Linked DNA regions of Homo sapiens: region 2 is linked to region 1. The links are chromatin contacts, found by Hi-C or POLR2A ChIA-PET in ENCODE. All regions are on one chromosome and are shown on one strand. Each heading gives the region's core, a stretch centred on a gene start or an enhancer-like site at or near the end of the contact. The rest is flanking DNA. Distances are from core to core; before and after follow the strand shown.

Region 1 (5,799 bases), core at 2,732-5,231:
ACAGAGCACACAGGGAGGCCGGTTTACCACGGAGAAAACCCCAGAAACTCTCATTTAAGATATCAAAGCTGAGTGGACTGGTTTGTGATTTTTACTTTGGATTGCAGGAAAAAAGTTATCACTTCTCAATGTTAGCAGTGTTTTTGTAAAACATGGACACATTTCTCCCAGCTGGCTAGGCCCCATGTCTATAACAAAAATAGGCAGGCAGATTTATCCAAGCTCTCAAAATGCTTGTTTTATTAAAAACCAATTCTGTCTACACTTCAGCCCAGAACCCTGACTGTGCACGGTGAGGGAGGCTTGAGTTTGCTTTGCATTCACATGTCCTGAGAGCAAACACCCCCAAATGCCAACACACACACTGGCCAACACGACCTTTGGCTGACAGCTGGTTGGCTACCCTGCACTGGAACAGTTTGCTGAGCTCTAGGACTGCTTAGCTCTGTTCTGCTGAGACCCTAGCTGAGCAACTTTGTCAAGTCACAGACTATAGACAAAACCACCAAAACGAGGAATTGCTTAAAACCACCAAAACGAGGAATTGCTTGGCAAAGCCCCCTCGTTTAAAGCGTTTCTTTCTATGCAGATACCTAGCAGACACTTCAGAAAACTCTAAGTGGAAAGTATCTTCATAAGCTTGTCTCTGAGTATGTTCATCTTTCCTTGCGTACACAGGGTACCTTAGCTGGAGCCTCTAGGAAGCCCGCCAACTCAACAAGGCAGTGCTGACACTGGGACATGTGTGTGGGTGGTGCCTGTAACAGTCTGCATGTTTATGCAGCTTGAATAATGGGCTACCATGTATGACCTGGCATATACATTCTCAACTGCCTGGACCAAGAGGGTCTATAAACCCTACATAGTAAGGCAAGAAGTCTATCAAAGCACCAGAATGAGAAATTCTTGCAGAACCAGAATCCTCCCCAGAGACATTAATATATATAAGTAATCTTCCTTCAGGACAAACCTCTCCAGATTAAAAACAAAGAAACAAACAAACAAAAACAAGGCAACGTGTAAGTGGAGAAAAAAGTGATTTTTCTGGATAGAAAAAGGAACATAAAGACAGTGGTCTGAGGGGTCACTGAAATCAGGGAGGTGAAGTAAGGAAAACTACCTCACAGCTTGTCTGCAGAGAAATGGGTTCATTCTACAGTCAGAGCTGGTCCAACAGGAAACAATAGTGTTGGCCATCAGGACTGGGGAAGCGTTCCAGAAGACAGGCAGTGAGCCCATTGCCTCGAGGGCCACGGGTACTCAGAAGGGAAAAGACTGTGATCTCAAAAACAGCCCCTCAAAGGACAACGGCTGTTTAAACTGCTCAGAACAGACTGGTTGGTATTTAAAATGTTTGAAGATAACAGAACTGAGGAAGGATGGAGTGGCCTCACCTTAACACACACTAAGACTTCCCTCCCTCAGGGCTGCGAGGGGGACCCTCGTCAGGGGAGCCTGGCCTTCAACAGATGCCCCTCCTGGCAGCTCCGCCAGACTGAGAAGGACGGAGGACTAATAGCCCAGGACAAAGCCAAATGGCTCGCAGATGTACTTCCTTAAGGCTACCTTGATCTCGTTCCTCTTCCACCTTAGAGATTTCTTCCTCTTCCCAGTAGTTCAAGAAGGAAAAGCCTCGCAGTTCTATTTCAACAGGACCAAGAAATCTGAGAGATAAGAAGGGCCCCACCCTGACTGCATCCCAGTCAGTGGGCTTCTTCTTGTCCAGCTCCCAGAGTACCATTGCCCTGGCCTGCTCTGTCTGCTTCTAGGTAGGGGGAGGAGGCTCTTGCTCTCACCTCCATTTCTGTGTCAGGGCAGACATAGCTCTAGCCTTTCCAGCTCTTCTCCCCATCACTCCTACCCACATCACCCCAGGACCCACCAGCCATTTCCACAAGCTCCGTCCACGTCAAGCCTCACAGTGAACAAGAGACTGCTTTCTAGTTCAATCTCTGCACACAGAAAGTACCAACCACAGTGGGATTTGCACATGTGCTCACGCTGAAGATTAAGTAAAGAAGTGAATATGTCCCTGAAGACTCCACTCAGAACACATTCAACCCGATACACTTCTCAGCTGTGAGCAACTCTGCCCTGTCATCATCACATTTCCTTCTCTGAATCACAAGTGTCAAACCCTAGGGGACAAGCCGGGCCATCAGCATCAATCAAACCTATGGAAACAGCCAGAGCTAGGCTAAGAAACCTCAGGTTAGGGAGCAAAAGAAAAATTTAACCTACACTTCCTTCAGAGAGAAAGGAAGGCTGTCTGGAGGACAGAGAAGTAGGAGGGGTATGAAGATCCACTCACCATGTCTTGAAAACACACACGTACAGTACATGCGCCCAAGTCAGCAGCGGATTTTGGCTAAGTTGTCACAAATTATTACTGTGGGAACAAGTGGGTATTTGTTTAGCAGAGAAAAAGCAAGGCAAGTTGGGACTAAAAAGGAAAGAAAAAGTGGCAAACATAGACAGTTGGGCACTTATAAGACTTATCAAGGACAGGCCACCAGAAGAACGCGGTATCCATGATCAGAGCCTCTTCAGGGTTACTTAAAGCCTGAGAGAATTCACTCAAAGAAACCCCAAGTTATAAACAAGCAAGGTGGCCACTCCAGCAACTGGACCCCACAAGACAAAGGCACACAGCTGCAAGATCCCTCCTGAGTACCCCAAAGCATACTTTCTGCAGGAACTCTCCACTCTGTCCACACAAGCACAGTGGGGAAGTTTTGAGAACAAGTCATTTTTGGAATTAATGACTCTGCACAGATAGTTATAACCTTTCCTTCCCCCTAAAACGCAGTCACAAGGGCACTCCTAGGCTTACATGTCGAGCAAAACTTCTTGTTACTTTAATAAGGGAAGGATGCACACGATGAAAAACAGAAGCCCCCCCCCACCCCCCATCAGCACACATGAGAACAGGGTGGGGGCTTCCTTCTCTATTCAGCCACTAAGGTGCCCAAGTTTAATGGAAAAGGAAACTTAAAATATAAAGAATAAAAGTGGAAAGGGAACAGCCAGGGGAAGCTATAGATGCGGCTTATTAGGAAAGCTTGGGACAGAGATGGAACAGGTGGGCCTGTTCCGGAAGAAACGAGAGGAAGGGGATCTGGGGAAGAAGGCAGACTGGGTGGGTCCTACCCTGACAAAAGGGAAACTAAAGCTGAGGAAGAAGGGCCACGGAGAGGGAGGCGGGTACTGGGAAACGGAAGGCATGGCCCTAACACTCCAGGTGTTGAGAGGGATGCAAAGTAGCAGGATTTAAATGTGAACGGAGAAGGCAGATCCTTGAAGAGTGAAGGGGCAGAAAAGAGCTCAGCATCGCACTGGGGATTGAGGGATGTGGGTTCTAAGCACGAAGAGCCCCTGAGAAGGGGCGGACAAGGGGATGTCACCCTTGGGGGTCATGATTCCAGGCTGGGAAGTGGGGTAACAATTCGAGATGGTAAGGTGGGAGGTAGGCGAGTTTTAGACTGGCGTCTCAAAAGACAGACGTTTAAGGTGGAAAGGGGAAGGGTCACTCCTGTCTGGAGGCCACAGCGAGTAGGTGAGGGGCTCGGGCTACCCCTAGTGCAGGAATACCCAGCCTGGGTTTGCGGGGGAGGAGCAATTCGGGTCCCAAGGCCTGAACTCTCCGCGCAGGAGGGGCCCCCAGGGGGGCCGGGCCGCGGCTGCCGCGCAGGGCCTCCGGAGGGTCGGGGGGTCCCAGACTCACGCATTAACGTGCTGAAGGCCACGACGCCGAGCAGCCCCTGCAGGAAGATGCCGAAGCTGTGCATGAGCGCGCCGCTCTCGCAGCGGCCCGCCCCGGACGCGACTGTGGAGGGCGGCCCGCCTGGCAGTCCCCGGCTCGCGTTCCCGGCGGGGCCCTGCATGACAGGCCTCGCGGGAGGGGCGCGAGGGCCCAGGGCCCGCCCGGCCTCGCTGCCTGCCGGCGCAGCGCCGCCAAACCCGCAGCCGGGATCCCAAGCCTGAGCCGGTACCTCCGCCCGGCCGCCGACTCCGCGCCGCGCGTAACCCGACGTCTGAGATCGCAGTGCCTGATTGGCGCAGCCAAGGTTGGGGCGGGCCTCGGCCGCGGCAGCTCTCCCCACCCGCCCCCGAGGGGCGGGGCTCCGGCCGGGCCACGGGGCGGGGTCGCGGGTCCCGCTCCCCTCTCCAACCCCGCCACGCCCGCAGGTAGACAGGCCAGGTGAGCCGGCCACCGCAGACCGGAATGAGAGCCTGGGAATCACGAGCTCCAGGTCCGGAGGTAGGAGCTGGGACGGCCTGTGGTCAAATTATTTTTCCCTCTAAGGAAAATCCCTATATCCTGGAGAAATTATCATCATTCCTGAATTCCACCCTCAGAGATCGTGATTCAGTAGTTCTGGGGTGGGTCCCAATAGTTTGCAGCCTGGATTATTCTGAAGCAAGTGAATAAGGAAAACAATCTGAGACTGAGTACAGGAGTCTTCCCTCCAACCCAGACATTTGAGTCTTTTTCCTACTTCCCTAGCTAAAGGCTTATCAAGGCCCCAAGTCTATTTTCTTTTTTCATAGACATAATTTAAATGGTCACCTGAATCCAATCACTTTCATTTGGAAATATACCAGGTTTCACACTGAAAACCTGACGTGCACATGTCCCACCTTATTCACTTGGGGAGCACAACTACCTTTAGAGTGTAAAAGACAAATGGTTGGTATTTTCCAGGCTCCAACATCCCCCTGCACACACACACTCCCATCTAACCCTTTCCAACTTCTCAGAACCTGTGCTCTGCCTTTAACAAGACCCTGAGTCCCCATTCTCTCACCCATTCTCCCAGCCCAATCTGGGCTCTCTCTGGATACCTTCTTGTTGGTGCTCTAGAGCCGCTGACCTTCCTGCTGCAGAATGTCAGTGAACACATGGTGTAAGTCCAGTTGACACTCACCCATTCTCCCAGCCCAATCTGGGCTCTCTCTGGATACCTTCTTGTTGGTGCTCTAGAGCCGCTGACCTTCCTGCTGCAGAATGTCAGTGAACACATGGTGTAAGTCCAGTTGACACTCACCCATTCTCCCAGCCCAATCTGGGCTCTCTCTGGATACCTTCTTGTTGGTGCTCTAGAGCCGCTGACCTTCCTGCTGCAGAATGTCAGTGAACATATGGTGTAAGTCCAGTTGATACTGAGCTACGTGTTTTCAACGGTAAATATCATCTCTAGGAAAAAGTTTCCTATTAAATAGCCCCCCAAATTCCAATTACCTAAGAGGGTTATATGCTAGCTAAAAGCTTTCTTGGTGAACAGGAATATTAACCTGATTAGAGAATAAAAATGCAATTCTCCAGCCTTCTCTTACATTTTCACACCTCTGTGCCTTTATGTAGCATTCTAGCTGCATGGATGCCATTCCCTTTTCCCTGCTCCATGAACTGCTCCTCATGTGTCAAAGCCTTTCTGACCTCCCTCTCCCTCTTGCTCCCACATTACCTAGTGTGTACTGTTCCACCAAAACTTTTCAGACTGCTAAATTTGACAGCTGTACACATGTCTCTCTCCCACAGCTAAGTGTGAGCCTCCTGAGGGCAGGAATTATTTTTATTTACCCTTCAATTCAAATTCAGTATGGTGCCTGGTACAGAGAACATGCGACAAAATGCTTAATTTAAATGGAATTTTAATTTATAAAATTTTAAACTCTCCACAAGTACTGGCCGTGGGCAAATACAGAAAATCAGATTAAAAAAATAAATGGATAAGGGAAAATTAAAATTGCATGACTGTCTTTTAGTCTAAGAGGGATCTTATGAGGATGCTCAAC
Region 2 (5,448 bases), core at 341-2,840, 180 kb before region 1:
CTGGGAGGCGTAGGTTGTAGTGAGCGAAGATCACGCCACTGCACTCCAGCCTGGGTGACAGAGTGAGACTCTGTCTCAAAAAAAAAGAAAAAAAAAAAAAAAGATTTCAAAGTAGCCATTATAAATATGTTCAAAGAACAAAAAGGAAACCATAATTTAAAAAGTAAAGAAAGGTATAATGACAGTGTCATATCAAATAGAGAATATTAAGAAACAGAAAAAAATTATTAATTTAAAGACCCAAATGGAAATTCTAGAGCTAAAAAGTACAATAACTGAAAAGAAAAATTCACTAGAGGGGCTCAACAGCATACTTACACTGGCAGAACAATTAGCAAGCTTGGGGACAGACCAACAGAAATTATGCAATCCAAATAATGGAGAAAAAGCTAAAATGAAAAATGAACAGAGACTCAGAGAAATGAAGGGCACCATTAACTGCACCAAATATGTATAAAGAAAACACCAGAAGAGGAGAGACAGGAGCAGAAAAAAGTCCAGGCTTGGTGGCTCACACCTGTAATCCCAGCACTTTGGGAGGCCGAGGTGGGCGAATCACTTGAGGTCAGAAGTAAAAGACCTGCTTGGCCAACATGGTGAACCCCCGTCTCTACTAAAAATACAAAAATTAGCTGGGCGTGGTGGCATATGCCTGTAGTTCTGGGTACTTGGGAGGCTGAAGCAGATGAGTAGCTAGGACTACAGACAGCTAGGACTACAGACACACACCACCATGCCAAGAACCCAGGAGATGGAGGTTGTAGTGAGCTGAGATCGCACCACTGCACTCCAGCCTGGGTGACAGAGCAAGACTCTGTCTCAAAAAAAAGAAAGAAGCAGAAAAAAAAAATTTTAAGAAATAATGCCTGAATACTTTACAAATTTATTGAAAAACATTGATCTACATGTCCAAGAAGCTAAATGAACTTCCAAGTAGGATAAACTCAAAGAGATCCACAGACAGACACATTAAGGTTAAAGTGCTGAAAGTCAAAAACAGAGAAAACCTTGAAAGCAGCAAGATGAAAATAACTCATCAGAAGGCAACACCAATAACATTCACAGCTAACATCTCCTCATAAACAATGGAGGCTAGAAGGCAGAAGGATAACATTTGAAGTGCTCCAAAAAACTGTCAAACAAGAATTCCATATCTAGCAAATCTATCATTCAAAAATAAAAGTGAAATAAGGAAATTCCCAGATAAACAAAAGCAGAGAATGTGTGGCTAGCAGACCCACATTACAGGAAAACGAAGTGAAGTTCATCAAGCTAAAAGGATGAGACCCTACACAATAACTCAAAGCAATGTGAAAACACAAGAGTGCTGGTAAAGGTAATTATAAAACACAATACAAACACATTTTGCCTCTCCTTAACTAATCTGAAAAGCTACTGTATGAAACAATACTATAGAAGATGGCAGAGTAAGAAGCATCAGGAATTCATCTCCTCACTCAAGCAAAAATTGTATCTCTTCACTCAACCAGAAATTGTACTGACAGAATCTCTTTTACGTAACTATTTAAAAACTCTGGATTCTCTTGAAGGCTGGAAACATCTGGCGGAAGTCTTAGAAGCTAAATTGTGGTTCACTTCAGCCCCAAGCACTCTGCACCCAGTGGAGACAGTCATGCTGTTCCTGAAGCAGCTTGCATGCTGCTTGCAAGAACCAGGGTAGGCAATAAGAAACCAGTCCTCCAAGTATCAGGGATCTCTGTACTGATAGCTGATTGCTGCTTCTGATCACTGAAGTACAGATATAGAAGCAGGAAACCAATGTTGCAACCATCACTGACACTGTTGCAAACCTCCCTCCCTCTAGCTGAAGTGACTTCCTGGGGATTTAAAAGGCTGGTGCCTTTATTTCTCCCCACTTTATTTTTTTTCTTTTCCCCCTTTTGGGGGCCATACATTGAAGGAGCAGGATGTTCCAAAGCCACTGGGCACGGTGGCTTATGCCTAGAATCCCAGAACTTTGGGAGGCCAAGGCAGGAGAATTGCTTGAGCCCAGGAGTTCAAGACCCGCCTGGGCAACATAGGGAGACTCTGTCTCTACCAAAAAAAAAAATTTTTTTTAATTAGCTAAGTGTGGTGGGGCACGCCTATTGTCCAAGCTACTAAGGAGGCTGGGACAGGAGAATTGCTTAAGTCCAGGACGCAAAGGCTGCAGTGAGCTGTGATTACACCATTGTACTCCAGCCTGGGTGACAGAGCAAGACCCTGTCTCAAAAAAAAAAAAAAAAAGTAACCACATTTACAGGGGAATTTGGAAAGTTACCATGCATGTACATGCCCAGGGGAAAACACAGATTCAGACATGAGAAGGACCTTAAGTTTATACCTGTGACTAATCCCTGGTGATAGTGACAGGAGGTGGCCAAATACCTAGGCAGATGGGGCAGGTTCCCAGTGAAACCCCACCTTCAAGCCAAATCAGTCCGAAGGCTGAAAGACCAGACTGCTGGTCCTGGATGAAACCTGTGATCCAGAGTGGGAACTTCTGTTCCTCTTTGCTCGCCCTTTCCCAATTGATACTTTCTGAATAATGCCTTTTAACCAATCGAATGTTGCCTTTTCTAATACTACCTACAGCCTACCCCTCCCTTATTCTGAGCCCATAAAAAGCCCTGGACTCAGCCATATTAGGGGGACTTCCCCACCTTAAGGTAGGGGGACCACCCTCGCATCCCCTCTCTGCTGATAGCTGTTTCATCACTCAATAAAATTCTTCTCCACCCTCCTCACCCTTCAACATCCAGCGTATCCTTATTCTTCTTGGGCAAGGTCCGAGAGCTCAGAAACTGCTGAACGTGGGTACAAGCTATAACACAAGTGAGCTGGGGCACACCAGCATGGCTGAGCGAGGCCTGGGTGGGGCATGGCCAGCCAGAGGTCCCTGGCTTGCAAAGTGACTGAGAAGTAAATCCTACATCACTGGCATGGAGGACCCCTAAATTATCACATGATAAAAACTCAAATGTCCAGTTTGAAAACAAAAACAAAAAACCACAAGACATAAAAAATAAGTATGGACCATTCAAAGGAAAAAAACAAAAGAAATCAATAGAAATTGTCCCTAAGATCAGATGGCAGACTTATTAGAAAATGATGTGGCCGGGCACGGTGACTCACGCCTGTAATTACAGGACTCTGGGAGGCTGAGGCAGGCAGATTGCTTGAGGCCAGGAGTTTGAGAGTGGCCTGGGTAACATGGCGAAACCCCGTCTCTACAAAATGTACAAAAAAAATAGCTGGGTGTGGTGGCATGCTCCTACAGTCCTGGCAACCTGGGAGGCTGAGGTGGGAGGATGACCTGAGCCCAGGCTGCAGTGAGCCATGACTATTCCATTGCCCTCTAGCCTGAGCGACAGAGCGAGACTCTGTCTCAGAAAAAGAAAGTTATGTAATTATGTGGCCAGGCATGGTGGCTCACACCTGAAATCTAAGTACTTTGGGAAGTCAAGGCAGGAGGATTAGTTGAGACCAGGTGTTTGAGACCAGCCTGGGCAACATAATGAGACCCTGTCTCTACAAAAAAATTTTAAAATTAGCTAAGTATGGTGGCATGTGCCTGTAGTTCCAGCCACTTGAGAAGCTAAGGCGGGAGGATCACTTGTGCCCAGGAGTTTGAGGCTGCAGGGAGCTATCACTGCACCACTGCACTCCAGATAGAATGAGACCCTGTCTCAAAATAAAATAAAATGATGTATAAATAAAACAAATATCAGTAAAGAGAAAGACATAAAAAGAAAAAAAGAATTTTTTTTTTGAGATGGAGTCTTGCTCCATCACCCAGGCTGAAGGGCAGTAGAACCTGTGACCTCCATCTCCCGGGTTCAAGCGATTCTCGTGTCTCAGCCTCCTGAGTAGCTGGAATTACAGGTGCATGCCACCGTGCCTAATTGTTGTACTTTTAGTGTAGACGGGGTTTTACCATGTTGGTCAGGCTGGTCGAACTCCTGACCTTAAGTCATCTGCCTGGCTCAGCCTCCCAAAGTGCTGGGATTACAGGCATGAGCCACCATGCCCGGTCTGAAAAAAAGAAATTCTGAAGATGAAAAGTACAATAACTGCAATGAAAAAGCAGATCTGAGCAAGGACAAGAAAGAAATAGTGAACTTGAAGATAGGATAATTAAAAGTATCAAGTCTGAAGAACAGGAAGAAAAAAGACTACAGAAAGTGAACAGAGCTTAAAGGACCTATAGAACACCATCAAGCAGCCCAACGTAAGCAATGTGGGAGTCCCAGAGAAAGAGGAGAGAGAGGGGATCAGATAAATGATCTGAAGAAATAATAGCTGAAAAATTCACAAGTTTGATGAAAGACAAATATTTAAAAGACAAAATAAATATAAACATCCAAGAGGCTCAACAAACTCCAAGTAGGATGAACTCAAGAGTCTACACTGAAATACATTATAATCAAACTGTAAAAAGACACAGCCAGGCTTAGTGGCTCACACCTGCTATCCTAGCATTTTGGGAGGCCACGGCGGGTGGATCACTTGAGGTCAGGAGTTCAAGACCAACCTGGATGACATGGTGAAACCCTGTCTCTACTAAAAATACTAAAATTAGCCCCATGTGATGCCACATGCCTGTGATCCCAGCTACACAGGAGGCTGAGTCACAAAAATTGCTTGAACCCGGGAGACAGAGGTTGCAGTGAGCCAAGATGGCGCCACCGCACTCCACCCTGGGGACAGTGAGACTTTGTCTTAAAACACACACACACACACACACACACACACACAAAACTGTCAAAAGACAAAGACAAAGAGAGAATCCTGAAAACAGCATGAGAGAAGCAACTTATCACATACAAAGGATAAGATTACCAACGGGTTTTTTCATCAGGAACTGTGGAGGCCAGAAAGCAGTGGGCTAATATATTCAAAATGCTAAAAGAAAAAATACCAAGAATACTGTATCTGGCAAAAATGCCCTTCAAAAGTGAGGGAGAAATCAAGACATTTCCAGATAAATCTGATTAACACTAGATCTTCCCTATCAGAAATATTCAAGGGAATTCTGTGGGTTGAAATTATGACAATAAATAACTTGAAGCTTTATGAAGAAAGAAAAATCTCTAAAAACAGTCAGATTAATCAAATTAATAGGAACAGACAGGAGAATGGTGTTTACCAGAGGCGAAGGGTGGGGAGAATGGGCAGGTGTTGGTCAAAGGGTACAAGGTTCAGTTATACAGCAGGAGTTAAGTATTTTGAGATACATTGCACAACATGGTGACTACATTTAATAATAATGTATTACATATTTCAAAATTGCTAAGAGAATTTCAAATGTCCTCATCACAAGAAAATGATAAATACTTGAGGTGACAGATATGTTGATTAGCTTGATTTAATCAAAACACATTGTATACATATATCAGAACATCACATTGTACTCTATAAATATGTACAATTATGATTTGTTGATTA

What was found. Hi-C counts contacts between places; a loop is a spot of excess contacts on that map. ChIA-PET counts read pairs that join two places held with the same protein, here RNA polymerase II (POLR2A). Pooled maps may share reads with other maps.
Region 2: a pooled map shows a loop between it and region 1 (2.1-fold over the local background). The contact joins the enhancer-like site here to the promoter of STIMATE in region 1. A Hi-C loop is called at or near these places in 1 of 50 pooled maps. POLR2A ChIA-PET finds 5 or more read pairs at or near these places in 6 of 52 experiments (GM12878, Panc1, activated T-cell and 2 more).

What each region holds. Positions count from the first base shown.
Region 1 is chr3:52,893,567-52,899,365 of GRCh38, forward strand. STIMATE (STIM activating enhancer) reads right to left here and starts at 3,982. Exons shown (of 8, transcript NM_198563.5): 1 at 3,725-3,982. The coding sequence starts at 3,884. It overlaps STIMATE-MUSTN1 (STIMATE-MUSTN1 readthrough), which reads right to left and starts at 3,982. Exons shown (of 10, transcript NM_001198974.3): 1 at 3,725-3,982. The coding sequence starts at 3,884. RefSeq lists a silencer at 3,535-4,244.
Region 2 is chr3:52,719,506-52,724,953 of GRCh38, forward strand. All of the region lies in intron 15 of NEK4 (NIMA related kinase 4), which reads right to left. Among named protein-coding and RNA genes, the nearest start is that of SPCS1, 16 kb to the left of the region's middle. Within about 2 kb of position 1,591, at least 5 of the 41 ENCODE cell types and tissues checked have a DNase peak (open chromatin) inside an H3K27ac peak, as active enhancers do.